2 separate regions of the Mus musculus genome follow, and region 2 is linked to region 1. A link is a loop called in an ENCODE intact Hi-C map of the cell type or tissue named here. Cell type or tissue: left cerebral cortex. All regions are shown on one strand. Each heading gives the region's core, and the rest is flanking DNA. Links, peaks and the distances in the headings are about the cores only. Region 1 holds the start of Gm16244 (a long non-coding RNA gene). Region 2 overlaps Crtac1 (cartilage acidic protein 1).

What was found. Hi-C counts contacts between places; a loop is a spot of excess contacts. Peaks named below come from ENCODE experiments on the same cell type or tissue, not always from the same donor. Only the 100,000 strongest peaks of a DNase experiment are listed, where the experiment ranks them.
Region 2: it touches region 1 in a loop (3-fold over the local background); 9 of 42 quality-filtered maps call a loop at or near these places.

What each region holds. Positions count from the first base shown.
Region 1 is chr19:42,776,872-42,779,763 of GRCm38, forward strand. Hps1 (HPS1, biogenesis of lysosomal organelles complex 3 subunit 1) reads right to left here. Exons shown (of 20, transcript NM_019424.3): 2 at 1,683-1,775; 3 at 1,251-1,412. The coding sequence starts at 1,367. It overlaps Gm16244 (a long non-coding RNA gene), which reads left to right and starts at 2,161. Exons shown (of 2, transcript XR_386720.3): 1 at 2,161-2,472; 2 at 2,569-2,892. In left cerebral cortex, for the core only: CTCF peaks have their summits at 104 (motif pointing left) and 1,122 (motif pointing left); DNase peaks (open chromatin) are centred at 122, 1,171 and 2,246; H3K4me3 peaks cover 176 bases; H3K27ac peaks cover 145 bases.
Region 2 is chr19:42,314,373-42,317,275 of GRCm38, forward strand. All of the region lies in intron 5 of Crtac1 (cartilage acidic protein 1), which reads right to left. It overlaps Gm34347 (a long non-coding RNA gene), which reads left to right. Exons shown (of 3, transcript XR_386718.4): 3 at 1-254. Among named protein-coding and RNA genes, the nearest start is that of Mir3085, 36 kb to the left of the region's middle. In left cerebral cortex, for the core only: a CTCF peak has its summit at 1,727 (motif pointing right); DNase peaks (open chromatin) are centred at 1,757 and 2,383; H3K27ac peaks cover 453 bases.

The DNA of each region.
Region 1 (2,892 bases), core at 1-2,500:
GTTAAAAACATTTGCTGTTCTCCCAGAGGATCTGGGTTCTAGTCCCAGTAACCACATGACAACTCACAATTTTTGGTAACTTCAATTCTAAGTGATATAATGCCCCCTTCTGGCCTCAGTGGGCATTGCATGCACATGGTATGTAGATACACTGTTAAGACCTGAGGTTAACCTATAAGGCCACCCACCCCAGGACCAGGTAACTTCCTGGAATGCTGGGAGTTGAAGTTCTCTGAAAATAACTACGCTCTAAGGGAAAATATGGTGGCTGTATGGGTTTCTCCTTATAAGCCCCTGCAACATGTGTCTTAGGGCCACTCAGCTGGGAACTCCAGGGGACAGTCCTGACCAAAGCCCATCCCAGTCAGTATTTAATTAAAGCTTGCTTCAAATTCGGCTCAAAATGGTGGGACTGGTTTTTCTCCTGCAAATCTCAGGATTAACAAACCACGAAAGAAAAACATCCATACGCACAAAACAAAACAACAACAAACACCCACAGAGTCCAAACTCACACAAAGATGTGTATGTTCACAGCCAACATATGTCTATGGTAACCAAAACCTAAAACCAAGTCAAACGTCCACCAAGAAGGAAACGAAGAAACAGATTACAGCCTATAGATATGAGAGAACTGGTTGACTGATAGGCGCTAATTGGGACAGATGAAGACATGGCAAAGAGTCACGCTGAGGTAAAAGAGCCAGCCCAAGCCAACCACAACACAAAATGTACCCACACTGCTGTGTATGATTGTTCTAGATAGGTCTACATAACAGACTCACCGGACAGCAATGGCTCACTGACTCTTAGGGAGAAAAGAAGTGAAAGAGGGGTTAAAGCCTTTGGGGGTGGCAGACAGTTCACTGACTATGATGGAATCACAGATATAGATATATCGGACTATATAATTTAAATGTGAACAGATAACAGTTGGTCTAGTTATACTTAATAGAGTTGTTAAAAATTAATCATTATGGGTACGCCAAGCTTTTCAGATGGAGAACCTGACATCAAGTCTCCCTCTTGTGAGGCTAAAATTTACCCCCTTCCCCAATCACTGGCCCAGACAGTGAGATAGGAAATCACAGTACTCAAGACATCAAAAGGCTGCCCCCTGTTGGCCAGGCACAGGCCCTGCGGACTCCTCCTGCCTGCCTGGAAGAGGCACTGGGACCTCCTGGCCTCGGGTGGCTCTGTGGCTCCTCTACCAACCCCACCTCCACCAGGACGGCCTGTTCTGTAATTACCTCCTCTTCCTCATCCTCTGACTGCTGGAGCTTCAGCCGGAGGCTCTCAGCAAACTCCTCATCTGTCCAGTAGAAGAGGACCTCTGCGCCCTCGGTGGCCACCAACACGCACTTCATCTTCCAGGGAAAAGCGAGGGCAAAGGTCACATCCGTGAGTTCAGCCTGGGTAAGGAGATGGGCTTCAAAACAATGGACACTCACGGAACCCTCGTCTGCATGCCTGCCATCACCCAGTCCTTCTGGGGTTCCTGTCTTTGGTTCCCCCAATGAAGTAGTGACATGGGGGGTGGGGGCAGGGCTGGAGAGGGGGAGGGGGAAGAAATGTACAAAGAGGTGCATGTGGCAGTTCAGTTCGCTCCTCTCATTCTGCTCTTCAAGTGGGTGCTGCCCACCTCTCCACCCTCCATCCTCCAGGAGAGGAGCATGGTTTACCTTGGCAAAGCACACAGCAGGGCTTCTGAGGAGCTAGATACTCTGACCAGGTCAGCAGACAACAGCAGCACAGCATCCTTGGGCCTGCAAATGCTTAAGGCAGAAAAGGCATGAAGGCATTCAGAGGGTCTGGTTTCCACTGCCGCCTGTTCCTGAGAGTGGACAACCTGGACACGGGCTGAGAAGTCACAGGTTCCCCCATTTTAAGGACCACAAGCTAGAAGGTGTCCTTTATGTGGAGCAAGCGTTGATGACACATTAGCTCCTACCTCCTCTGCAACTGGACAGTTTATATTTGGGTCACTCATTCACACACAGGTGGGGTCAGCAATCCCACCCTGAGCAGCCCCAGGGAGCGGTGAGCAGGGATGGGTTACTACACAACCCATCGCAAGCTGGCAGGAGGTCCCAGTGAAAAGCTGCATTCGGGTTTGGTTCTGGTTGGGCTTTCCTAAGGTCCCATTCAACTCAGAGATTCAAACTCCTCTTGGGAGGCCAGGGAACAGAGCGCTGTTGCACCTTCCTACCGGGTTACGGGGTTCCTACCAGCCAGGTCGCAACCTCAGCCCAGTAGGCTCATCTTAAGGACAAGAACGGTGGGTAGGTGTTATTCTTATTTCCCGGCTTCAAATAACAAGAGAAATAAGCTGCCTCTGGAATCCTCCCATTTTGATAACAGGCAAGAAGAATCTAAGGCGGAGGAGGAAGGTTTGATCCTGGGGATTTTGAAAGCAATGAAACTCTGAGCCTGGCTGCACCATTCTCGGGCTTGCCTTGATGGTAACTTCCGGTAAGCACCCGCATACTTTTCGGTGGGTATCTGGTTTTACGGTTGCGGCTAACCTCATTTTCTGATCTTTGTTCTCTTTATATTTTGCTCTAAAAGGAGGAAACTTTGAAGAGAAGGGCGATTCTGAGAAAAATCCCCTGCACCCACTTTTACCACCCGGGTCACAGTTCTCTCATTGTCCCTAGCAAACTGTCCCCGTGGCCTCTGTCCCGCCTAACACAGCTCAGTTGGGGGGTGGGTGCGAGGGGTGGGGACTATAGCCTGTGATGCTCCAGCAGGAGCAGCTGGCCTAGGAGGGAGTCTCTCCCTGCGCCGCTTAGCACCGCCTCACTGCGTGGCTCCGCCCAATAGCTGCTTAGCACTCTTTCAACGACACCCAGAAATTCTGACGTACCCTCCCCCTCTCCTCCCGGGGACGAA
Region 2 (2,903 bases), core at 211-2,710, 460 kb before region 1:
CCACCGCCTTCTTAGCCGAGAAATAACAAATTGCATATGTTTATCACATGCAACATGGTTTTGGGGAACGCATATGCTATGAAATGGCTAGAATGGGCTAATTAGCATATGCATGATCTCACATATTTATTATTTAAATTTCTCGAACACTTAGAATCTATCTTCTTGGCATGGCGCAAGAATATAATAGATTGTTATTAACTGCGGTCACTGTAGTGTACAATAGAACTCCTGAACGCACTTGTCCAGTGTAATGAAAGTGTTGTTTATTTTGTCAAATACGTCTTCGGTACCCTCCCGTTCCCTCTATTTTCCAGGTGAAGAAACTGAGGCTTACACGGCAGCAATCACAATTGGCAGGTGATAGGGTCTCAGCTCAAACGTTCACGCTGTTCCCACTGCTTGCCTCTCTAACACATCGACTCGGGTCTCCTCTCAACAGGGAGGGGACCGTACTGGCACCTTGTGATAGAGCCACTAGTGTCCTTTCTTTACAGTCTCTTGAGATCACTGGGGGAAATGTGTGTGAAAAGTAAAGTGTGAGTCTATCTAACATCTATGCACTTCAGAACCAGGACAGAACCCTGTGACAATCGTACACTGCACCCGACACTCCCTGGAAATGGCTCCTGTGTATCCTGGACTTTGGGAACCCCTCTGGGGACCCTCCTGGGGTTTCTGGACCTGGCTGAGGTACCTGTCTCTCTAGCCTTGTCTGGTCCTGGCTGCTAGTGCTGGCTGAGCTACAGCTATCTAGATGGCTGACACCCACCTGGAAACCTGAGAGGCTCCTCAGCCCCCACCCGGCAGACACCAGTCATTGCTGCTGATGGGGATCTGCCAGAAGGGCTCAGCTGGGCTTTGGGCCTCTCCGTCTCCTCCAATAATGACTTCCTATAAATCAGATCTGCCCTCCGCTTTGTTCCACACTGCTCCCAGCCAACAGCAGAACTCTCCACCCAACATCATAAATCCACCTCCATTTTCTTTCCAAATTTCCTTAAAGGCTTCTTTAATCACCACCTTGCAGCCTGGGCAGATGCTCCCTCAAAGGGGGTGTGGCCTGAGTGCAGAGGTCCTGGGAAAAGGGTAGGGCCTGGGAGAAGGAGGCCATGTGCAGAGGGAAGAAGGATGACGGTGACAGAAAGCTGCACTCCATTTGGGGAGGGGATAAAGATGCCCGCCTGCATAGTGCCTAGACGGGAAGACACAGACTTCATGCCTCCATGACAGATGGGCTGGCTCTCTCAGCTCCATCCTTGAGCTAGCTCAAGGCCCCAGGAGATGCCCAGCAGAGAAGCCTGGTGCCACTGTGTCAGAGCCATAGGCCCAGGCTATGGACTAGGCATCCCCATGTTATTTCCTTCTCCAAAACACTGTGAAGGTAGAATTTGTGTGGGGAGAGGTCATTGTCTTCTATGGCTGTCCAGGCCGGCGTAAGCCTGCTCCCTTTAGCCACTCTGCTAGTTGGCTGGGTCAAGGTGCCTGGTGAGATACCACAGGACTGCTGCTCTCTCCTATGCCAAACCCTCTGTGGGACGGACACCACTTCTCAGGGTTCCCACACATCTCAGCTCCCAGCCTTTCCTGGCTCCAAGTGGTCTCTGATAGTTGAAGAGACCTTGGAGTGGTTAGGGAGCCACAGCAAGGGACAGCAGGCTCTCTACTGCCACTGTGGGTACTAGCAGCTCAGGTTCAGACACCCTCCAGGGGCTCAGTCCCCTGAGAGCAGGCATTTCAGCCACTAGATGGCACTGTGACCCAGCAGAGTGGTAGTGGATGCCAGAATCAATAGTGTCTGGAGAGATCTCCCTTCCCCCCTCCTGCACAACTAACAACTTGTGTGTGGTTTGCGTGCCATTGCTCTCCAGCCCCCCACCACTGCAGCCTGCTGTCCTGAGCACCCCAGGCCAGACAGCTGCTTTGGCCTGACAACCTGCATACACAGTTCAGGGCCTGTCTGCCAATTCATACCCAGAGGGTAAGGGGCCTTCCCTTTACCAGCTGGGAGCAGCTTGCTCTAGTTGGAGGTCATCAGAAAGGTCAGCTGGTTATGGCTGGTTTAAGCATCAGGACATAAGGCCCCAAGTGCTGGCTTTCTCCAAGTCTCCTAAGTGACCTTGTACAAGTCCTTTCTGCTCTTTGGACCTAGTCTGATCCCTTGGCAAATGGGAGGTCCTCCCACCCAGTCCTGGTGGCTGCCCTCAAAAAAAAAATGGGAGCTCTGTGGCTTGGCTGCAGAAGCCTCAGTTCCCTGAAGCACATCTGGCCACTGCTTGCTTCTCCCTCCCAGCCTGCTTAGGCCTTGCTTGTCCCTCCTGGCTTCCCAGACCCCTTCCTTGCACTATTCTGGCAATGAGCGCTGGCCACCTGCCCAGAGTCTTGGCCATTGGGCTGGGCTCAGCATAGTGGCCCTTACATTTGGGGTTCATTCCTAGGGCTCAAGGGAGCACTCTGGGGTCATTTCCCAGCCAGATGTCCATGTGTCATTAACCGAGTGACAAGTGGGGGTTGCAGGATAATGTTGGGGGGCTGGGGAAGGCAGGCAGACAGAACAGTAACTTGGTAGGCCAAATTGGTTCTTGCCAGCCAAATAGCTTCTGGAAGTCTGCAGAACTGCTCTTATGTGTCCTCTGGGTATGCCAGCTGCCCCGGCCTCCTCCATCCCTCCACAGAAGCTGCTGCCCCCGCCTTGGGTTGCCCTATCCTTCCAGCACGGCCAGCACAGTTGGCTGGGGCTCCCATCGCATCTCTGCTCCTCAGCTGTCTTTGCTTGCGCCCCTCCTATCCCTCCTGGGTTCTGTGCCAGCCCAGCCAGCGTGAACAATGCCCCCTTCATGCTCCAGCCTCCTGAATTCTTCCATTCTGCGTGTAATGCACTCTCCCCGTCCTTGCCTCCCTTC